Linked DNA regions of Homo sapiens: region 1 is linked to region 2. A link is a contact called in ENCODE Hi-C or POLR2A ChIA-PET data. All regions are on one chromosome and are shown on one strand. The core of a region is the stretch at or near the end of the contact, and the rest is flanking DNA. Distances in the headings are between cores, read along the strand shown. Region 1 overlaps MIR3681HG (MIR3681 host gene). Region 2 overlaps MIR3681HG (MIR3681 host gene).

Region 1 (7,367 bases), core at 1,528-4,027, 55 kb before region 2:
TGGTTTTAGCAGAGGCCAAATTATCTTTCTGAAGTATGTGCTCCCTTAATATCAAAACTTTCACATTTCATGGGAAATTCAAACCATATGTTTCCGTGCTATTTACCTTTAATGTACTCAAATGCCATCTTGTAAGAGAAGTTTGATTTCAGGAAAAAAATTGAGTCATCAATAAGCCCCCTTTCCTTGAGTCACGAATCAGTATTTTTCTTTTTTCTTTTTTTTTTTTTTTTTTGCAAATTCCCCCAAATCTCCCATGCAAAGAACTCAGGTTGGATCCTAAGTCCTTGGACCAGACATTTCCAGAAGGAACATTTTAAATTCAATTATGTTCTAAACTCTTCATGCTTTCTTTCATCCATATTTACAACCATAAATTGTAGCCACACAGTTACTAGAAGCAAAGAAGCCAAATAGATGTTGAAATGATGACGCTGGCGCTGGAGCGATGTGATTGTAGTCAATGTTTTGTTTTGTTTATTCTTGACTGATAAAGATCATTTCACAGTTTATTTTTAGTCTTGTTCATAGAAATGGCATTGTTCCTTGAGTACAAACGAATTAAATTTGTATTTAGAATTGTCATTTCATTTAAGTGGTACAGAGACTTATGATTTCATGCATTTGGGTAATAAACCAATTTTACCATGGCCCTGCCAGGTGCCAGTCACAGGGGAAGTCACATACATGAGATGTGACCACTGGTGGGAAAACACAAGGTCAAATGGGGAACTGAGTTTCTAATACACAGTCAGAAATGCGCGACCAGTGATTGGGAAAAAGATCAGATGCAGATCCAGATTGATTTACGGAGAGCATGCATGTTTACTGATTGTATAACAATCCAGTGGCTTCTTAAAAGTAAAAACCAGCAGAGATAAGCAGGCCTATCACAAGCTCAGAAAAGACATGTGCAGTGTAGTCACAGCCTTTTAATCAGATGTATAAAGAAACAGCCAAGGTTATGAGCTCTAGAATCAATGCACCTGCATTTGAATCCTAAGTGCAAAATGACAGAATAAGTCAAGAGAAAGGCAGGCCTAGACCCCGGGTTTCCTGACTCTGAAGCCAGTGTTCTTTGACAGTAATAAGCAACATACACCACAATTCCCTCCACCTACTTCATCTCCAGATCTGGACAGTGACCGTTGTACTACATAGTGCTGACTTACTAAGTAAAGTCACCAGTGAAGTTCCTTAGAAACAACAAAGCTTTGAGACATATATTTTTCTAGACATTACCCATTAAACTACAGCAACTAGGTAATCCATTCCATGGTAACATTACCTACAAAAATTGGTTTTTACTCAGTTATCTAGAAAATAAACAACAATAAATCTCCAAGGAGCCTTGGTAGGGAAGCATCTCTGCCTTCTCTTCAGTCTGACTGTGCTTCTCACATTAGGGTGAGGTCAGTCTTGGAATCTGTGGCAGTGAACCTGGTTTTATGCAAATCCAGGCACAAATATGGTACCTCTCCTGGGAGGGTCAATTCTACTGGAAATTTGGAGGGAAACATTATTTTGTATTAGAGACACAGAGACAGCAAAATGCAACATTGCCTGAATTAAAACAAGGCATAGAGCTTACAGTTTTGTTTTAAAACAATAGCTTACATTTATGGAGCCCTTAAATAGAGGAACTTAACATATATTAAGGATTAACATCTATTAACTTAACCTTCAGAGTAACTCAATAAGGAAGATAAAATCGTTGAAGCCAACAAGAATCCAAACTGAGAGAGGCAACAGAAGTTATCCAAGACACGCAGCTCCCAAACGTATAGGGATTCAAATCCAAGACACTCTACCCCAGAACCCATAAATATAACCACTATGTTACATTGCCTCTCACTCTGGTATTTACTGGAAAGACAGTTTTAGCTATGTCACCATAAAGCAAGGGAGTATTCATTCACTCTCTCCTGTTGGCTTTGAGTACACAGTGGAAAATTTTGAGACGCCTTGGATTCTAGCTTCCCCCATGGCTGGTGGCAGTTATATAACATGCACATCAGTAAAACAGCTGAATTGCAAATAGTCTACTAACCTGGAAGGAATGTCTGAATGCCTCCCACACCACAATGGTGCTAATTCAGTTGGGAGAGTTTTGTGGGTTTGCTCTGATTTTATTGAAATAAAGGGTTTGGCTATCATAGTTGGTAACTTGAGTGTGTCTTTTGATCCATGTAGAAATAGCTCATCTAAATGACATTTACATGTTATTCTTAACTGCCTGCGGAATCAGATAATCCTTTCCCCAGAAGGATGTCGGCAGCCTCCATAATTTGTGAAGGAAAAGCATCCGGGAACGAACATGCTGTCAGGCGTGCCTTGAGGCATGATTTCTGGGTTGATGATTCACATACTTTTATAGCTTTGGTTTTTCACGGTCTTTGTTTTTAAAAAGCAATTTGAATGTACGTGAGCTTTATGACTGTGTGTATTCTTAGGGAGGCATTTGAGAGTATTTTTCCCCACATATTTAGGAACTCAGAATGTAATCTGGGAGACAGTAGAATTTGATTTGAGGTTAGAGAGTGCCCAGGTGAATGAGAAGGCTGGAACCTCCTGTTCCAATAGGCCAGCTCTGAACTGTGCCAGGGATAAATAGACCAGGAAAAAATATTGTGTCATAAACCCAGACCTTGACTTTTCACCAAAGGTCTCACCAAATGGCGTAGGGCTGTCTCAGGGCCCGAGTGTTCTGTGCAGGATGTGAAAGTTCAACATGGAAGAATTCCAAAATGTATGACTAGTCTGAAGTCAGAGGAAAAGTACCATGCAGGCTCTGATTCACTTAGAACTCAGGGATCTGTTTGCAAAGGCAGTGGAAGAGACACAGACATTAATGTAAGTAACTCTGCCTCAGGTGTACAAGGGGAGCAGTAAAGGCCACCGCCAGGAGGCCATCAATCTGGCCAGAGCCTTGGTCAGTAGCTTTAGCAACGCATGTGTGTTGATCTGAGACTTACTTGCCTGGCAGCACTCTTCCCATGCCCAGTGTCTCACGTCCAGGTGGTAACTGTCAGTCCTGCCCTCTTGACATTCCTCAAGGCCAGCCTCATTCTACTCCCACACTCTCCATAGAGCCTCCCCATTTCTCTCCTGGATACCTGGAATAGCCTCCCACCTAAGTCCGTGGCTCCCTGCTGAGCCTCACTCTGCAAACTTTCTTATCCCTAGCTTCCAGGGACATCTTTCTAATACACAGTTCTGATTGTGTCTCTGCCCTGTCAATAAAATCTTGGGAAGCATTGCATGACAATAAGGAGTTGTCCTTATTGTCATGGCATGGATCACCCTTGATCCACGATCCTGGGCTTTGCCTCCCTTTGTGCCCCTCTTTCCACACACCACACTCTGTTCCATTGGCGTGCTGGACTCTCAGATTCTGTGCCTTTGCTGATAGCATGTGTTCTCTCTGCCTGTGACATATCTGACCTCACACCCACACTGCTTCTGGCCTGCTGGGTTAACACATTTGTGTTCTCCAAGCCTCAGATATTGTGGCTGCCCCCAGGCCACCTCTGTTGGTTTCTCCAGGGTCTTTACACACCCTCCCCTGTCAACGCAGGCTATCCTGTTGAAACCACCTTTGCAAAAATTATAGTAGTAACAAAATTATGGTAGTAAAAGATCTGATCAAACCCATCCTTATCTTGCCTTTCCCTTAATTATTCCTGGGCTTTTGGGTTAAGCTAACTTTGAGAGACATTTAGTTTATAGTTTAAATGATAATAGGCCTTCCCCCAAACTCAACTACCTCTGTAAAGTGAATGAAAGGGCATCACCTGGGGGAGAAGGGGAATCTGAATTTTGGTAAGGTGTAGACATAGATGATTGCCAGCCATTCCTGCAAATAACTCCACTATTGTAGAACCTAAGATCGGCCAATTGAGCTATCTTTTCAGGTTTTTTGCGTGTCTGACACACATGGCTCTACTTGGGCCCACTGACCCTTGCTCCTATGACCCCCATCCAGAAGCAACTGAGCTCAAGTGGACACTGTTGACCCCCTGTAATTTCATCTCTGCCCCGATTCGGCAGCAAACACCCATTACCTGGCCACCCCCACCCTCTCCCACAGACTGTCTTTGAAAAACCCCTGACCTACGAGCCTTGGATGAGATTGATTTGAGTAGTAACTCTATGTCCCACGTGGTATGGCCAGACTTCCATCCATTAAACTCTTCCTTTACTGCAACGTCATGCTCTTTATTTGTGCAGTGGGCAAGAAGAACCCACTGGACAGTTATACTGTCACTGCCACAACAGAGTGACTCATCTCTGTACCATGTCATTTTTTACCTGACTGTCTCTCCCTCTGCACTATGAGCTCCTCAAGGGCCAAAACAGTGTCTTATGTGCCACTGTGTCCACAACACCTCACATTGGGCCCAACCCTGAGTACATTTTCAGTAAATCTGTGCAAATTGAATGGAATTGAATTTACTTTATGCAAAATTGAGAGGCAGGGGAGATTTAAATGAATTATTTCTCTTCCAAACCACATGTCTGGATTATGCAAAAGGTAAAAGGATCTATCTTTGTGGCTGGTGACAATTCAGCCCCCAAAGGCAATGTGGGGTCACCACTGCTCAGCATTTCCAGGGCTCCCTTCCAGAGGAAAGCTTTGCAAGCAGGCACTTGGCACAGTCAGCCACCAACTCATTGTAGGGCTAAAAAGGTGTGCACACTATTTTGGAGTAGAACACCACTTGGGACAATTTGTATGGCTACCTAAATCCAGTGCTGCTTTCTTTCAAAAAGATAGATTTTTGTTAGTCTTCCTTGACCTTCTGCTCTTCAAAATTAGTTCCTTTGTACACAAATTATAAGGTTTAGGGATTGGAAAGAGGGAGAAGCAGACTGGTCTCCTCTTATCCCTCTGCTGTGTGGATGAGCAGATATTTGGAGAAGCTAGTGCATCCAAATTCTCTGAGCAACAGACTTCAACCTCAGGGTACTGTCATTGGGCAAGGAAAAGGTCATATCTACAAATCAAATTCACCTCTGTAAATATGGCTTATCCAATATAGGTTGAAATTCTTATTTGCACAAAGACCTGCACAACATCCTTGGAGAAAGCAGGGAAAGAGATTTGAGATGGATGGTTGGGAACAAAGAAACAAAGTATTTCCAGAGTTAATGCCCTAGACAGGCAAGCAGAGAGAACCCAGAAGTCAGTGACAACCTTCAGCTTTGAATCCAACTATCACGATGGGGAACCACACAGGTGAGATACTTGGTGACCCCCAGGAACATCCTTTTCTTAGTCCATTTATGCTGCTATATGAAAACCACCACAGACTGGGTACTTTAGAAATACAAGAAATTTATTTCTCATAGTTTGGGGGCTGGGAAGTCCAAGATCTCGGTGCCAGCAGAATCTGTGCCTGGTGAAGGATCTCTGCTTCCAAGATGGTGCTTTCTTGCTGCATCCTCACAGGGAAACCGTGTCCTCACATAGCAGAAGGGCAAAAAAGAAAAAGGGGAGGACACTGCATGAAGCCCCTTGATAAGAGGACTAATCCCATTGCTCCACCCTCATGACCTAATCATGCCTAAGAGCCCCACCTCTTAAAAATACTGTCACATTGGGGATCAAGTTTCAACATATGAGTTTGAGGGTGACACATTCAGATCATCTAATGCCCGGGAAGAACATGTTACAAGTTCCTTATTTTGTTTCCAGAGGATGGTAAAAATAAAACTGGTTGGTGTTATGGGCTGAATGTGTCCTCCTGAAATTCCTGTGTTGAAATCCTAACCCCTCATGTGCTGGTATTTGAAGGTGGGACCTATGGAAGTTAATTAAATTTAGGTTGGTTATCACAAGGGGGTTCTCCTGATGGAATTAATACCTTTATAAGAAGAAAAGAGAGAAGGAGATCTCTGTGCGAACACACACAGGGGAAATGCCCTGTGAGCCCGTAGTGACGGGGCTGCCTCTACAAGCCAGGAAGAGGGCCCTCATCAGAACCAAATCTGCCAGCACCTTGATCATGGACTTCCCAGCCTCCAGAATGTGAGAAATAAATGTCTGTTGTTTAAGCCACCCAATCTATGGTATTTTGTTACAGCAGCCCAAGCTGACTAAGACAGCTGGGCTAACGTTTGGTACAGAATAAACTGTAAACTTTAAAGCGTATCATGAGTTAGTGGAAGGAGCATGGAGAATATTTGTAAGCCGACCAGAGATGGATCCTTGTTTCACCAGCTTTGCAAGCCTGAGTGATTCACTCATTGTCTCTGCACTTCAGACTCCTCTCTACAAAGCCCACCCCCACTGGGATGTTGTGCTTATTCAATATGGTAGCATATGTGATGTGACGAATGAGCACCTGCTAGGGGCGAAGGCAGAGATGCAGCAGCAGGAGGAGGGAAGGGAAAGCACAGGGAGCTGTTGCTGCATAAGGCTGCAGGGAGAGAGGGGAAGGACCCAGGGGGCAGCAGCCCAAGCAGGGAAAACCCATAAGCTACGTAGGTCAAAAACAAACCACCCGAGACCAAACAGGAAGGTAAGGAGACCTGCAGAGATTAGAATACCTGTTACTGCCCTACCTGGGGGCTTGAGTCCAAAGCGCAAAGACAATTTCACAGGTGACTTCCTCTTTCCCCTCCTCCCCAGGCCGGATGAAATAAGAGTGTGTGGATTTCCTTGCAGGAAGGAAGGTAAGCAGTATCCCCACTGACATCAGGCAGAAGGCGGGGTCAGTCCCACAGCAAGAGCTCAATGGCTGCTTGTTCTGCCTTCTAAAAAGCTGAATGTAAGATTTAGGCTTGGTGTTTTACGTAAGGGAAAAGGACCTTGAAGACTATAGAAAGCAAATGGGTATTCCATACATACCCACTTCCTCTCTCCAGGAAGCTGAAGAAAGCTTAGCTCCTGAAGCACAGAAGAGCTAAACAAAGTACTCCAGCATCCTGTCGTTCTGACTTGTGTGATTCCAATTTGAATCACGCCACAAATGTAAAATGACTTCATTTTCCTGTGCCAGATCCCCTGGGGATCTCAGACTTTTTATGCCTCTCTGAAATGAAGTTCAGCCTAGCCCCAGTGAAGGAAAACGCTTCTATAGGCAGGAGGCTGCTGGAGCCAAAACATGAGCAGAGTCTATTCATCCTCCTTTGACAAAGCTCATCCTCTTGGAACAAGGGAACTTCAGTCCCTAATGTCTCAGGCTTGGCAGCACAGTGAGAGCTGGTTTCATGTGGAGGTTTAGAAACTAGTGCTCAAATATAAAACTTAGTGCCGGGAGCCCAGAAAGATCATCTGACTCTTACCCAGAGCTCTGCTCCTAAGATAACTCTAACCCTAGCCACATCTTTTGACATCCTTTGTAAACAATGAGGTCAGAAGG
Region 2 (7,249 bases), core at 2,043-4,542:
CCAGGAGTCATAGGTTGCAGTGACCTGAGGTGGTACCACTGCACTCCAGTCTGGGCAACAGAGAGAGAGACTCTGTCTCAAAAATTATTAATTAATTAATTTTAAAAATTGGTTAAATTGTGTACCAAGAACTCTAGTTGGTGAGAAGCAATTTTGGGCCCATCTTAGAACTACAGAATCTCAATTTTGATAGCTACAAAAGCCCGATTGTTCCAGAAGCCTTTCTACATTCCCATTCTCTTGAATGAAGATTCCTGAGGGTTATTCAGAGGGACACAGAGGAGGGTATTTCTCAACTGTGACAGTTCATGGCTGACTCAAAAGCAAATATGCTAAAAGGCAAGAGGTCTCAAAACTATATGTACTCTTTTTCAGATTGATCAACAAACCACTAAAAATTATAATAGAAACCACAAGGAAAAAAGAAGCATTAAGCTTTCAAGTTCCTGTTGGTATTAAGCAGCTAATTCCAAAAGCACAAAACTCTGTCTACAGTGGATAAAATCTTATGTTAACGAGTGTCCTAAAAATTTTTGTTAATTAATTTTATGTTTTAACATAGAATGGGAATAACAATGATTTGAGTGTTTTCTGGGTATCATTCACTTTTATACATTATCTGTTATTTTATGTAAATAGTAGGATTATATGAATACAGTTCAAAATTAAAGGGCATTTATTGTGTGACAGGTTTTATGCTACAAACTAGATAAAGAGTTTAAGAATATGGTCCTTGACCTTAAATGCCAAGTGGCACATGGTGGATTGACTGTGTAAATAGAATTTCATAAGAGAGAATGCCAGAAAGAGGGCAAGTACAGGTTCTGTGTTAGCCAGTGGAGAGCGACCTAACAGAGAAACATGACGGTGGGTGATGGCCAAGGAGTTGGGTAGTGTTATTCAATTTTAATGTTGCAGTATGAATAAGTTTAGCCATAAAAAAAAGTGGCAGAAATAATCCCTGGGAAAACAGAAAGCTCTAGGATATGAATTACCATGTTAGATATTGATTGCTCCATGCATCCAAGATTCCAGATATCTGCTCAGGCATCCACTACAACTACTGGTGTTCCTCTGATTCAGCCACAAAGTCTCATGTGGCCTCCACCTTGATGAGGGCCACAGAGGAGACACATGGACTTCTTCTGTCCTCTAATCTAAGGCCAGAAGTAAAGGCTGTCTGATACAGTTTGGATGTGTGTCCCAACCCAAATTTCATCTTGAAATGTAATCCTTAATGTTGGAGGTGGGATCAGGTGGGAGGTGATTGGATCATGGAAGTAGTTTTCTCATGCATGGTTTAGTAACATCCACTTGGTACTTTCCTCATGAGAGTAAGTGAGTTTTTGCAAGATTTAGTTGTATAAAATTGTATAGCACCTCCTTCCTCGCTCTCTTGCTCCTGTTCCCATCATGTGATATGCCTACTTCCCCTTCACCTTCTGCCACGATTACAAGTTTCCTCAGGCATCTTCAGAAGCAGAGCAGATGCCAGCATCTTGCTTCCTGTACAACCTGAAGGACTATGAGCCAATTAAACCTCTTTTGTTTATAAATGATCCGGTCTAGGTATTTCTTTATAGCAATGAGAGAACAGACTGATACAGAAAATTATTACTGTGGAATGGGGCATTGTTATAAAGATATCTGAAAATGTGGCAGTGACTTTGGAGCTGGGTAACAGGCAGAGGTTAGAAGAGTTTGGAGGGCTCAGAAGAAAACAGGAAGATGAAGAAAAGTTCAGAGTGTCTTAGAAACTGGTTAAATGGTTGTGACCAAAATGCTGATAGTGATATGCGATATGAATATTGAAGGCCAAGCTGACAAGATCTCAGATGGAAGTGAGGAACTTATTGGGAACTGGAGCAAAGGTCACTTTTGTCATGCCTTAGCAAAGAACTTGGCTGCATTGTGCCCCTGCCCTAGAGATCTGCAGAACTTTGAATTTTAGAGTGATGATTTAGGGTATCTGGTGGAAGAAATTTCTAAAAAGAAAAACCTTCAAAGTGCAGCATGGCTGCTTCTACCACCCTGTGCTCAGGTGCAAGATCATATAAATGACTTAAAACTAGAACTTATATTTAAAAGGGAAGTGGAGCATGTAAGTATGAAAAATTTGCAGTCTGGCTATGTGGTAGGAAAGAAAAGCCCATTTTCAAGGGAGGAATTCAAGTGGGCTGCAGAAATTTGCATGAGTAAAAAGGAGCCAAGTGCTAATAGGTAAGACAATGGAGAAAAGCCTTCAAAGGCATTTCAGAAAACTGAAGGCTAACAGAACATGTGCTTTTGCATTTTTGTGCTATAAAAAAAGTCTCAGGTATAATTTCTAGTACAGTTAATATCAATAGATATAGCCCACATAAATAAAAGCACTATGGAATCTTCAGTAATTTTTAAGAGTAAAAAGCGTTGTAAAACCAACCCTTTGATAACCACTGTTGTGGCTAATCAGATAAAATCTATGTTAGTATTTTATGTTAATTAAAAAACATCTATAAATCAAGCTTCTATGTGATATCACAGTCCACTCCCAGCTCATTTTAGATCAGTGCATCTCAGCCTTGATTGTACGTTGTAGTCACCTAGGGAGGTTGAAAAACTAGTACTGACCTGATTTTCACAGCCTCCTAGCCCAGATATTCTTATTTAATGGATATAGGGTTTTACTAGGGGATCTGGAGTTTTAACTTCTTTCCAGATGATTTTGTTATGCAGCCAAATTTGAGAACCATTGTCTCCTAGAATAGGAGATCCTAGAAACACACATGTTTGGTGGGCAGGAGAGACAGGGCTGTCACCAACCCCCCTGGATTCCTGGGACTAGAATGAAGTGGAGATGGGCTATTCAGAATGGGCAGTCAGAGCTGTGCCAGGGCAGGCCTCCTTCCCAGGGAATTACTTCATAACTTATGTCCTTGGACTGGGATGTGAGCTCAGAGGACTGAAACCTCAAATCTGGATTCTAGGTTCGAGCACCTCTCAAATGATAGCCTTTATTCACTCTATTCACTCTTTCCCAGCCTTCCTTGCTCGTGCAGTACCATGACAACTTTGCCCATTAGTGATCATAACCCTCCCCACTGTGTCCTCTTCTAAATTGATAAATTAAGAATCCATGTGGAATGGAATTTTTTGCAGTCTGTTAGGTCAGCACCCCTGCCAAAACCAAGTGGGCTGAATCATCCTATGGCAGTTCCTAAGTGCTGCTCCCCAGAATTCACAGCCAGGCCTGCAAACCTGCTGTCTGTGTGTCAGGAGAGAGAAGACACCTGGGCCAAATCTCATGGTTGTCATGACAGCCAAGTCTAAAATAGACTTTCAGACACAAGAGCTGTTTGGCTGACTCTGACCTACATGTAAGCATAAATATTATTCATGTTAGAAAGGAAGTGATCTTCTGTTTTCTTCAGAGAGAGATTTGGAAATTCAGGCTATAGATTTGCTTCATGTGGATATTACAAAGTTTAAAAAGGACTCCTAAGTTGTGAAGATGATAATGGTTTGTACTTTTTATAATAATGTCCTTGTACAAAGTGACACTAACATTCTTTATTACCACCTGGTTGCATGTTATGTATTCAGCCTGTATATACAAAAACACGATGTTGGTAAGCCTTGGGTGCAGAGGTGAGCACTGTTACCAATACTCTTAGTCATAAATCCTTTGTCACCTCCATTCATTCATAAGAAAAAAAGGAAGCAGAGAGACAAGTAAGGGGTGTTGGGGTATTGTATTCGCAGTAAGAAATGGTAGAGCCTAGAAAAAGCCTGGGAATAAGAAATCCACAAATCCTTCATCTCCACTATGGTTTGAATATTTGTTCCCTACAAGCCTCATATTGAAATTTGATCCCCAGTGTTGAAGGTGGGACCTAATGGGAAGTATCTGAATCATGGAGAGGCAGATGGCTCAGGAATACCTCCCCTGGGGGTGAATGAGTTTTAACTCTATTCATGCCTGCAAGAGAGAGCTGGCTGTTAAAGAGAGCCTGGTACCTCTCCCTCTCCCCCTTGCTTCCTTTCTCACCATGGGATCTGTGCATAGGCCGGCTGCCCTTCTCCTGTCATGAGTAGAAGCAGCCTGAGGCCATCACCAGATGCCAGTCTTGAACCTTCTAGCCAGAAGAATCATAAGCCAAATAATCATTTTTTCTTAATAAATTACACAGCCTCAGATATTCTTTATAGTGACACAAAACAGACTAAGACAATCTTAATTCCTCCTGTCTCAACTCTTGCTAGGTTTGCTCTACCACTGAAGCTCTACAATCTTACATAATATTTTTGAAACAATAATCCTGGCATTTTCCTCTAGAATTTTCTGTACGGGTAGAAATCTAAGCTGTCCGGTATGGCATCAGTGAGCCACTTGTGGCTACTGAGCACTTGAAATGTGGATGGTGTGGATAAGATGTGCAGTAAGTGTGCAATACAAATTAAATGTTGAAGATTTAGTGTGAAAAATAATGTAAAACATTCAATTGATAATTTTTATACTTACATGTTGAAATGAAAATATTTGGATATAGTTGACTAAGGAAAATATGTTATTTAGATTATTTTCACCTGCTTTTTTTTTTAATGTGGTTACTTAAAAATTTGTAAATGATGTATGTGGTTTACATCATAGACAGAGGGATAGATGATTGAGAATGAAGAAAAGAAGAAGACAAAAATGAAGACAAAGAAGGAGAAGGAGGAGAAAGAGGAACGGAGACGGAGAGAAAGAGAGACTGATCTGGACTCATATCGCCTGGATCTTGAACCCTGACTTTTTGCTGTTATTGTTGTTCTATATGACATTGATCATATTAGTAAATTTCCTGTGCTTCCATTTCCTCATCTGTAATGTGAGAATAAAAATAGTAATGCTGCTTTTGGATTCTTGGGAATATTAAATACCCAAGAAAAATATTTTTAATATTTTTATTACAAGATGAAGCCCAAACTCTTTTTCTGGCATCCAATATCCTCATTATTTTTGTGCCCAGTTATTTTCTCACTCCTATATTCTTATTTTTCCCCATTCTTTTATTCCTTCCACATTCCAATCAAATGAATATCATGGGACTGACTACAGGTTGTCACAATGATCTCTTCCTCTGTCTTAAACCAAAACTTATTTCAACCTCACCTTCCCATCGCAGGTGATGCTAAATCACCAGTTGCTGGGACTAAGAACCTGAATCATTCAGGATCCTTCTCTTGTGTTTTCCCTCATATCCCAGGCATGGTCTATAGATTCTAATTCTGAAAAAGAGCTGAATTTTCCTCCTCTCTCCATCCCACCTAGAATAACCTTCCACCATCTCTTATCTGGGTTACTGTAACAGCCTCTTCAGTGGGCTCCCTGCCTCCAGCCTTTTTTTTTTTTTTTTTTTTTGAGACAGAGTCTTGCTCTTGTTGCCCAGGCTGGAGTGCAGTGGCGTGATCTTGGCTCACTGCAACGTGTGCCTCCTGGGTTCAAGCGATTTTCCTGCCTCAGCCTCCTGAGTAGCTGGGATTACACCACCATGCCCAGCTAATTTTTGTATTTTTAGTAGAGATGCGGTTTCCATCATGTTGGCCAGGCTGGTCTCAAACTCCTGACCTTAGGTGATCCACCTGCCTCGGCCTCCCAAAGTTTAGCTGCACATACCTGGCAGAGTTGGTGATCTAAAAGCACAAATCACATCCTGCTTTTTCCCTTCTCAAAGCTTCCAACAGCTTGTCACTGTGCCTAGAACAAAATTCAAACTCTTTATCATGCTTTACATGATCCGGCATTTGCCTACCTTTCCAATGCCATCTGTGATTAATTTTCCTATTGCTCGCTCTCCTGAGGACAAACTTGTTTTCTCTCTGATCCTTGAGCAAAGCAGGCTTGATACAGCCTTTGCCCTTCCTACTTTATTGTCTGGAAACCTCTCCTATTTGCTGTTTTCTTGACAGCCTCTTTCTCATGATTCAAATCTCTGTCCAAATGCCATCTTCTGCAAAAGACCCTACCTGGCTAGTCTATAAAGCACCCCTTTCACCACCTTCATTCATTCATTGTCATATAATGCTTTTTGTTTTCTTCGTAAATCTACATAGCTTTTTCTATTCTGAGATTATCTTATCTGTTTACATCTTCAGCCTGTCTTCCCTCCCCAGGATATGACAATGAAGCTGCGTACCTTCTCTGACTTGGTTATCATTTCATGCCTAGGAGTCAATAGATATTTAATAAATATATTTTGGATGAATTCATTCATTCCCTCATTCATTTATTCATTCATTCTGAGCCTTTGAAGGGTCATGCTGATTCTTTTCTTCGACCTTAGTCTTTTCTTCTCTTTGTGAGATGATAAACTCATAAATCTCCTTCCAAAACTCAACTCAAGCATTAATCTCTACATCCTTTCACAGCACTCCAACTCCCTGGTGATTTCACAGAGCCCTGAGCTTATGACTGCCACTATGCTTCTGTGTAATTGCAGTTATATGTCTCCGCCCCTCCAACTATGAGTTCTTCCAATGTAAGAGCCACATCTCTTGTCTCTGAATTCCCATTGCTCACTGGAGAACCTGGCATCTAGCTAGGCAGAAAAGCAAAACGATTTGTGTCAGGTAACTTAGGTTAAATCTATGACTTTGCTAATTGATTGCCTTTGAAGGCAATTCATAACATTTCTGATTATTTATTTCCTTACCTGTTAAATGGACCTTTTCAGCATAATTTTCTTTTGGAATTGTTTTTGTTTTTATAAGCATGTAGGTACATGTTCTTCCACTTTTGCACAAATGGAAATATATTATGCGTATTAGCTCTCTCCCTGCTACTTTCACTTAACAATTTGTTTTAATTTCATCCTGAGATCTTTCCACATCTGTTGGATCATTCATTTTGATGGTTGCATATTATTATATAATATAGATTATCATAATTATTAACTGGCTCCCTATTGATTGGCATTTATTTTCAATCTTCTATGATTCCAAAACAAAAATGTTGTAATTAATAGCCTTGAATGTGTATGTGATCAATGGCAAATCTACTAGTAAGATAACACTTCAGAAGTGGAATTACTGAATCAAAAGGTATATCCATTTGTGATATAAGTTGCCAAATTATTCTTAATAGAATTATACTATTTAAACTCCTACCAAAAATTAATAAGAGTACAAGTTGTTGTACATACTCACTATCATAATAGGTTATCAAATATTTTGACCTTTGCCGTTCTGACAGGTAGGAAATGTTGAGTTGTAATTTCTATTTTTGTTT

Evidence for each region. Hi-C counts contacts between places; a loop is a spot of excess contacts on that map. ChIA-PET counts read pairs that join two places held with the same protein, here RNA polymerase II (POLR2A). Pooled maps may share reads with other maps.
Region 1: a map of posterior cingulate gyrus shows a loop between it and region 2 (8-fold over the local background). The contact joins two enhancer-like sites. A Hi-C loop is called at or near these places in 1 of 168 maps with a recorded cell type or tissue (posterior cingulate gyrus) and 1 of 50 pooled maps. POLR2A ChIA-PET finds 5 or more read pairs at or near these places in 3 of 52 experiments (K562, activated T-cell and naive thymus-derived CD4-positive, alpha-beta T cell).

Annotation. Positions count from the first base shown.
Region 1 is chr2:12,313,606-12,320,972 of GRCh38, reverse strand. The region is part of intron 4 of MIR3681HG (MIR3681 host gene); the gene reads right to left. Among named protein-coding and RNA genes, the nearest start is that of MIR3681, 120 kb to the right of the region's middle. Within about 2 kb of position 2,777, at least 12 of the 41 ENCODE cell types and tissues checked have a DNase peak (open chromatin) inside an H3K27ac peak, as active enhancers do.
Region 2 is chr2:12,258,879-12,266,127 of GRCh38, reverse strand. All of the region lies in intron 3 of MIR3681HG (MIR3681 host gene), which reads right to left. Among named protein-coding and RNA genes, the nearest start is that of MIR3681, 63 kb to the right of the region's middle. Within about 2 kb of position 3,292, at least 3 of the 41 ENCODE cell types and tissues checked have a DNase peak (open chromatin) inside an H3K27ac peak, as active enhancers do.